Linked DNA regions of Homo sapiens: region 1 is linked to region 2. Evidence: read pairs that join two places in POLR2A ChIA-PET (ENCODE). Cell type or tissue: IMR-90. All regions are shown on one strand. Links, peaks and the distances in the headings refer to the core of each region. The heading gives the core; the rest is flanking DNA. Region 1 has its middle 65 kb from the start of SNRPE. Region 2 overlaps ZBED6 (zinc finger BED-type containing 6).

The links. Peaks named below come from ENCODE experiments on the same cell type or tissue, not always from the same donor. Only the 100,000 strongest peaks of a DNase experiment are listed, where the experiment ranks them.
Region 1: POLR2A ChIA-PET joins it to region 2 with 7 read pairs; 2 of 35 experiments call an interaction of 5 or more read pairs at or near these places.

Annotation. Positions count from the first base shown.
Region 1 is chr1:203,924,229-203,928,624 of GRCh38, forward strand. No RefSeq gene overlaps it. Among named protein-coding and RNA genes, the nearest start is that of SNRPE, 65 kb to the left of the region's middle. In IMR-90, for the core only: no CTCF peak of the experiment used is centred there; DNase peaks (open chromatin) are centred at 2,043 and 2,513; H3K27ac peaks cover 664 bases.
Region 2 is chr1:203,837,062-203,841,457 of GRCh38, forward strand. It overlaps ZBED6 (zinc finger BED-type containing 6), which reads left to right. Exons shown (of 17, transcript NM_001395895.1): 10 at 905-1,003; 11 at 3,245-3,313. It overlaps ZC3H11A (zinc finger CCCH-type containing 11A), which reads left to right. Exons shown (of 18, transcript NM_001376342.1): 11 at 905-1,003; 12 at 3,245-3,313. Among named protein-coding and RNA genes, the nearest start is that of SNRPE, 22 kb to the right of the region's middle. RefSeq lists a silencer at 4,266-4,396. In IMR-90, for the core only: no CTCF peak of the experiment used is centred there; a DNase peak (open chromatin) is centred at 2,220; H3K27ac peaks cover 181 bases.

The sequences.
Region 1 (4,396 bases), core at 250-4,249, 87 kb after region 2:
TGTTTGGCTGAAAAAAAAAAAGTACAGGGGCATTGGAAAACCCAACATATATATTAAATATATAATAAGCATAGGAAGGGAAAGACTTGGTTTGGTAGCAGTTCATGAGAAAAAAGGCCTGGAGTTTTATAGGAGCCAATGAGTGACACAAACTTTTTTTTTTTTTTGAGGCATGGTGTCGCTCTGTCACCTAGGCTGGAGTGTAGTGGTGCAATCATGGCTCACTGCAGCCTCCACATCCTGGACTCAATCAGTCCTCCCATCTGAGCCTCCTGAGTAGCTGGGACTACAGGTGCACACCACTATGCATGGCTAATTTTTAGAAACTTTAAAAAAATATTTATGGTCAGGCATGATGTCTCACGTCTGTAATTCCAGCAATTTGGGAGGCTGAGGTGGGAAGATTGTTTGAGCCTAGGAGTTTGAGACGAGCCAGGGTAACATGGCAAGGCCCCGTCTCTACAGAAAGTACAGGCCGGGTGTGGTGGCTCACGCCTGTAATCCCAGCACTTTGAGAGGCCGAGGCGGGTGGATTGCTTGAGGTCAGGAGTTCGAGACCAGCCTGACCAAAATGGTGAAACCCCATGTCTACTAAAAATTCAAAAATTAGCCGGGTGTGGTGGCGGGTGCTTGTAATCCCAGCTACTTGGGAGGCTGAGATAGGAGAATCACTTGAACCTGGGAGACAGAGGTTGCACTGAGCTGAGATTGTGCCATTGCACTCCAGCCTGGGCAACAGAGCAAGACTCTGTCTCAAAAAAAAAAGTACAAAAAATTAGCCGGGTGTGGTGGCATGTGCCTGTAGTCCCAGCTACTTGAAAGGCTGAGGTGGGAGATTGAGCCCAGGAGGGAGAGGCTGTAGTGAGCAGTGAAACCCTGTTACAAAAAAAAAAAAAAAAAAAAAAAAAAAGCCAGGCGTGGTGGCTCACGCCTGTAATCCCAGCACTTTGGGAGGCCGAGGCAGGCAGATCACGAGGTCAGGAGATCGAGACCATCCTGGCTAACACGGTGAAACCCTGTCTCTACTAAAAATACAAAAAATTAGCCAGGCATGGTGGTGGGCGCCTGTAGTCCCAGCTACTCAGGAGGCTGAGGCAGGAGAATGGCGTGAACCCGGGAGGTGGAGCTTGCAGTGAGCCAAGATCGTGCCACTGCACTCCACCTGGGTGACAGAGCAAGATTCTGTCTCAAAAACAAAGAAAAAGAAAAAGAAAAGAAAAATGTTTATAAGGTCTTCAGGTGCAAGAAAATGGAGGAAACAAGATGAGTTGAGCATATAGACATGGGTACGATTTGGAGAAAGGCCTGAGAGAAAGCTTCAAGCTATGGGATCTATATCTTTTCCTAGGAAGCAAGAGAAGTGCTAGTAGATAATTTGTTATTATCCCTACTAAACTGAACTTTTCTTATTTCTGGTTATTTCACCTCCCCACCATATAGATGTAGTGTTCTGTTTTTACGTGTGTAAAGTGTATACCACCTTTCCTCACTACTCATCTTAATTCTATCTTTCATTGAAACCTAGCTGAAGTCCTTTTCAGTTTTCAGCCCTGTTCATGATGAACTCTCCCTTCTGAACTTCTCTAGCATTTATTTAGCCTAAATCCTGTGTACTACCTTTTAGCTTGTTACTTTTATTAATGATAATTATGGTGATGATACAGGCAACATTAATGACATATGGCATTGACAATATATATGAGTTATCTGAGAGGCCAGGCACAGTGGCCCATGCCTGTAATCCCAGCACTTTGGGAGGCCAAGGGGGATTGGATCATCTGAGGGCAGGAGTTCAAGACCAGCCTGACTAACATGGTGAAATTCCGTCTCTGCTAAATACAAAAAAATTAGTCAGGGTGATGGTGGGCATCTGTAATCCCAGCTACCCAGGAGGCTGAGACAGGAGAATTGTTTGAATTCGGGAGGCAGAGGTTGCAGTGAGTCGAGATTGCACCACTGCACTCCAGCTTAGGTGACAGTGCGAGACTCCGTCTCAAAAAAAAAAAAAGAATTATCTGAGAATGATGAAACTTTGAGCAAGGTGACTCATTTCTAAGAAGAGATACGATAAAAGCCAACTATAGAAGCTAAAGAATGAAGTGCAGCCATGTATTGCTTAATGATGGGGATACTTTCTGAGAAGTGCATTGTTAGATGATTTTGTTGTTGTATGAACATCATAGAATATACTGGCATAAACCTAGATGGCATGGCCTACTACACATCTAGGCTGTGTGATATAGTTTATTGCTCCTAAGATACAAACCTACAGAATACTGTAGGCAGTTGTAATAGGATGGTATGTATTTGTGTATTTAAATGTATCTAAACATAGGAAAGTACAGTAAAAACATAGTATAAAAGATTAAAAATCGTATAGGGCACTTACCAAGAATGGAGCTTGCAGGATTGGAAGTTGCTCTGGGTGAGTCAGTGAGTGAGTGAGTGGTGAGTGAATGTGAAGGCCTAGGACATTACTGTACACTGCTGTAGACTTTGTAAACACTGCACACTAGGCTGGGCATGGTGGCTCACGCCTGTAATCCCAGCACTTTGGGAGGCTGAGGCAGGTGGATCACCTGAGGTCAGGAGTTCGAGACCAGCCTGGCCAACATGGTGAGACCTTATCGCTACTAAAAATACAAAACTTAGCCGGGTGTGGTGGCTCATACCTGTAGTCCCAGCTACTTGGAAGGCTGAGGCATGAGAATCGCTTGAACTCGGTCGGTGGAGGCTACAGTGAGCCGAGATCATGCCACTGCACTCTAGCCAGACAGAGAGAGTGACAGAGGGAGACTCTGTCTCAAAAAAATAAATAAATAAAAATAAACACTGCACACTTAGTCTACACTAAATGTATTTAAAATTTTTCTTTCTTCAATAATAAATTAACCTTAACCTACTATAACTTTTTTACTTTATAAAATTATTATTATTATTATTTTTCTGACACAGGGTTCCACTTTGTCCCCCAGGCTGGAGTGCAGTGGCGCTATCTCAGGTCACTGTAGCCTCCCAGTTTCATGTGATCCTCCCACCTCAGCCTTCCTAGTAGCTGGGACTATAGGCATGCACCACCATGCCCAGCTAATTTTTGTATTTTTTTGTAGAGACAGGGTTTCACCATGTTGCCCAGGCTGGTCTTGAACTCCTAAGCTCAAGCGATCTGCCTGCCTTGGCCTCCCAAAGTGCTGGGATTATAGGCATGAACCACCACACCCAGCCTGAAAATTTCCTTTTCTTTTTTTTTTTTTTTTACTTTTTGACTCTTTCATATTAACACTTTACTTAAAACACAAACATATTATACACCTACACGAAAAATTTCTTCTTTATATCTTTATTCTATATGCTTTTTTCTATTTAAATGTTTTCTTTTTAAACATTTTTGTTAACAATGAAGACAGAAGCACACATATTGGCCTAGGCCTACACAGGATCGGGGTCATTTGTATCACTGTCTTCCCTTCCACATCTTGTCCTCCTGGAAGGTCTCCAGTTGCCACAATATGCCTGGAGCTGTCACCTCCAATGATACCAATGCCTCCTTCTGGAATTCCTCCTGAAGGACCTGCCTGAGACTGTTTTACAGTTAACTTTTTAAATATATAAATAGAAGGGGTACATTCTAAAATAACAATAAAAAGTATAGTATAGTATGTACATAAACCAGTAACATACTTATTTATCAATATCAAGTTTTTTTTATTATCAGTATTACGTATTCTCACTTATAGGTGAGAGCTAAACAATGGCTACATAGAGATATAGACAGCGGAATAACAGATATTGGAGACTCCATAAGGTAGAAAATGGGAGGGGGGTGAGGGATAAAATCCTACCTATTGTGCACAATGTATACTGTTTGTGGGATGGGTACACTAAAAGCCCAGATTTCCCCGCTATACAATATATCTATGTAAAACAACTGTACATGCACCCCTAAATATTTGAAAATAATAAGACAAAATAAAACATATTATGTACTGTACATAATTGTATGTGCTATGACTGGCAGCACAATAGATTGGTTTAGCCCAGCGTTACCACAGACATAAGAGTAATGCATTGTGCTATGACAACGGCTACAATGTGATGAGGGCCACCATGTCACTAGGTGATAGGGATTTTTCAGCTCCGTTCTAATCTTATGGAACCACCATGGTACATGGGGTCTGTCATTACCAAAATGTCATTATATGACTGTATATACTTTGGAAAAACCATTATTCTATTGTGGCTTTGAAATATGACATTTTGGCCAGGTGCAGTGGCTCACACCTATAATCCTAGCACTTTGGAAGGCCAAGGTGGGAGGATCACTTGAGGTCAGGAGTTTGAGACCCACCTGGCCAACATGGTGAAACCCCATCTCTAGTAAAAATACAAAAATTAG
Region 2 (4,396 bases), core at 209-4,208:
AAGTGGGCAGATCACCTGAGCTCAGGAGTTCAAGACCAGCCTGGGCAACATGGCAAACCCTTGTCTCTACTAAAAATACAAAAATTAACCAGGCATGGCATGTGCCTATAGTCCAGCTACTTGGGAGGCTGAGGTGGGAGGATCGCTTGAGCCTAGGAGGTGGAGGTTGCAGTGAGCTGAGATTGCACCACTGCACTCCAGCCTGGGTGACAGAGTGAGATCCTGTCTCAAAAAAAAAAAAAAGGGTTCTTTTGTACATGAAGATTTTTCACATTTCTAATTCTGAACTTTAATCTCAACCAGGGTTTATGACCTTTCATTTGTAGGTTTGTCAGTTAATTTATTTGGTAAATGTTTGTGTATTCTAATTTTTTGTTCTTTCCCTTGTCTCTCTTTTTTTTTTTTTCTTGAGAATGGGGCCTTGCTGTATCGCCCAGGCAGGAGTGTAGTATTATGATCATAGCTCAGTATTATGATCATAGCTCACTGTAGCCTTTCTACCTCCTGGGCTCAAGTGATCCTTCTGCTTCAGCCTCCTAAGTAGCTGGGACCACAGGTGTGTGCCACCATGCCTGACTATTTTTTATTTTAATTGTTTTAGAGACAAGGTCTTGCTGTGTTGCCCAGGCTGGTCTCGAACTCCTGGCCTTAAGTGATCCTCCTGCCTTGACCTCCCAAAGTGCTGAGATTACAGGCCTGAGCCACTGCACCTTGCCTTCCTTACCTCTTTTCTCCGACATTTTTATGTTTCTAACATTGAACTCTAAGGAAGCTGGTGAACAAACACGCCATATGTATGCAGAACACTTAACAGAATTATGCTATGTTGTCTGTTTTTGTTTGTATTTCTTGTCCTTGCTGAAGATTGACTTGAAATCTTAAACTAAGTTCTCCCTCTTTATAGGCGGTGACAGTGATCCTCCATTAAAGCGTAGCCTGGCACAGAGGCTAGGGAAGAAAGTTGAAGCTCCAGAAACTAACATTGACAAAACACCAAAGAAAGGTACCTGTGTTCTTACATACTTTGTGTGTGTATGTAATTATGACACTTGTGTCTTGTAATGCTAACAGCTATGGTTTTTCATTCTTTTGTTCAGGTAAATAGGTTATCTTGTATTTGTTATATTATTCACTCAACAAACATTTGATCCTTAGTCTGCTAGATTCTGGGTAGACACCATTGAAAAAAACACCGTCACACTCCTCAGGAGCTTATAGTATAAATGGCAGGTAGGAATACTTATAAATGCGATAAATTTTGTAACAGAGAAAAGTACACAGTGTTATGGTAACACATAGGAGAGGCATCTATTATTACCATCTGTTAGGGGAAGGTTCACAGAAGAAGTTATGTTAAAGTTTAGACCTAAGACATGAGTTAGAAATTAGCCAGGTGAAGTTCGAGAGCCAGAGACTGTGTCTCAGGCAGAGAGAATAACTCCTGCAAAGGCAGAGCTAAGAGTGGTATGCTCAAGGAACTGCATATGGCTGAAACATAGAAATGGGCTGAAGAGTGTGGTGACTAGATCATAATATAGTCTTTAAGCCATGTTAGAAAGTTTGGACTTATTCTAAGATAGTAACAACCCATTGAAAGGTTATAAACAGGCCGGGCACGGTAGGTCATGCCTGTAATCCCAGTACTTTGGGAGGCCGAGGTGGGTGGATCACCTGAGGTCAGATGTTTGAGACCAGTCTGGCCAACATGGCAAAACCCCATCTTTACTAAAAATACAAAAAAATTAGCTGGGCAGGGTGGCACGCACCTATAATCCCAGCTACTTGGGAGGCTGAGGCAGGAGAATTGTGTGAACCTGGAAGGCGGAGGTTACAGTGAGCCAAGATCAGTCACCACTGCACTCCAGCCTGGGTGACCGAGTGAGACTTCATCTCAAAAAAAAAAAAAAAAAAAAAGAAAGAAAGAAAGGTTATAAACAAGGATCACAGGCTCAAATGTGCATTTTAAAACCATTACCTTGCCTGCAATATGGAGACAGATTAGAAGGGGGCAAGCATGCTGGCGTGGAGATGAGTTGGCAGGCTGTTAAAATAATCTAGATAAGACGAGGTAGTGGCATAGATTTGGTATTTTGGAAGTTGATTTGGAGACGTGGACTAAATCAAGAGATAGCTGGGAGTTAGATTTTTGTTTTGTTTTGTTTGTTTAAAGACAAGGTTTCACAGTGTTGCCTAGGCTGGATTCAAATTTCTGGCCTCAAGCCATCCTTCTTCAGCCTCCCAAGTAGCTGGAAGTACAGGAATGCACTATTGCGCCCCTCAGGGAATTAGAATTCTTTATAGTTGAAGGAGAGCAAAAAGCCAAGGTTAGATTTATGTTTTTTCTGCTTGTATGACTTGCAGTGAAACACTGGCGTTAAATTATTAAAGAATAGGTGTTTTTTTCCTTCTCATTGTGTTTGGTTTTAACTTTCTTTGAAATAAGAAACTTCTTTTAATTTTTCCCCTTGCCCAAGGGACTTTGATGAGTAGACGTTCCTGTTTGGAGGTTTTCTTGCATTCTCAGAGCAAGCAAAAGTTACTTTCTTTGCCACATTGTTTTCCTCCTTGTGTATTGACCATGTTGAAGATTTTCATAACTAAGGAGCATATTTTAAATTTACTTGGAGGAAAAATTATTTCAATGACAGTAAGGTTTTAGAAGGCTCTACAATAACAAAATTATTTCCTTTAATTCAGTAGTTTTTGCTTTTCAGATATAAAGTACGTTTTTCTTTGTTTCTTTTGGTATTTTTGTTTTTTGAGACAGAGTCTCACTCTGTCACCCAGACTGGAGTGCAGTAGCGCTATCTCAGCTCACCCCAACCTCCACCTCCCGGGTTCAAACGATTCTCCTGTCTCAGCCTCCAGAGTATCTGAGATTACAGGCATGTGCCACCACACCCGGCTAATTTTTGTGTTTTTAGTAGAGATGGGGTTTCACCATGTTGGCCAGGCTGGTCTTGAACTCCTGACCTCAAGTGATCCACCCACCTCAGCCTCCCAAAGTGCTGGGATTACAAGCGTGAGCCACTGCGCCCAGCTAATTTTTGCAATTTTAGTAGAGATGGGGTTTCACCATGTTGGCCAGGCTGGCCTTGAAGTCCTGACCTCAAGTGATCAGCCTGCCTTGGCCTCCCAAAGTTCTGGGATTACAGGTGTATGCCACCATGCCCAGCAAACCTGTATTTAAGCTGTAAAAAGTTTCTGTTCAACTTTTGATTTTTGAAAATCTTTCTTTTCACAGCTCAAGTTTCCAAGTCTCTTAAGGAGCGATTAGGCATGTCAGCTGATCCAGATAATGAGGATGCAACAGGTAAGTAAATCCTAAGACCAGATTCTGATTATTTTTTTCTTTGCTGTAAGAGCCTTTGCTTTTTCTCAGATTTACCTGTTGCTTGCTAGGGCTTTTGATTTTTGTTCTTTTGTAGTTCTGTTTGTTTTTTAAGTAATTGATCAAGTCAGCTCAGACTCAACTGGGATCAATTCCTTTTTTGTGCTTAGAGATGGTAAAATGATTGTTCATCATAGCATTAATAGTAGGAAATTATTTATTTATTTATTTATTTATTTATTTATTTTATTTATTTTTGAGACAGAGTTTTGCTCTTGTTGCCCAGGCTGGAGTTAAATGGCAAGGTCTCAGCTCACTGCAACCTCCACCTCCTGGGTTCAAGCAATTCCCCTGCCTCAGCCTACCGAGTAGCTAGAATTACAGGCGTACGCCACCATGCCTTGCTAATATTTGTATTTTTAGTAGAGACGGGGTTTCACCATGTTGGTCAGGCTGGTCTCAAACTCCTGACCTTAGGTGATCCACCTGCCTCAGCCTCCCAAAATCCTGGGATTACAGGCACGAGCCACCGCACCCGGCTAAATAGTAGGAAATTAGAAACAACTTAAATATACAATAAAAAGGGTTTAGATAAAATTATGATAGTTATGTGCTAAAATAATTGCTGTCATGAAAAGTCAAATGCTGAACAACGATATGGAAAAATCAACTTGCATTGTATCAAGTGAAGAAAGATAACAGAGAGCACATACCACTTTTGACCTCCTGATTTAGGGCAACATAAGAATCTTTTTTTTTTTTTTATTTTTTTTTTTAGTATTTATTGATCATTCTTGGGTGTTTCTCGGAGAGGGGGATTGGCAGGGTCATAGGACAACAGTGGAGGGAAGGTCAGCAGATAAACATGTGAACAAGGGTCTGTGGTTTTCCTAGACAGAGGACCCTGCGGCCTTCTGCAGTGTTTGTGTCCCTGGGTACTTGAGATTAGGGAGTGGTGATGACTCTTAACGAGCATGCTGCCTTCAAGCATCTGTTTAACAAAGCACATCTTGCACCGCCCTTAATCAATTTAACCCTGTGTGGACACAGCACATGTTTCAGAGA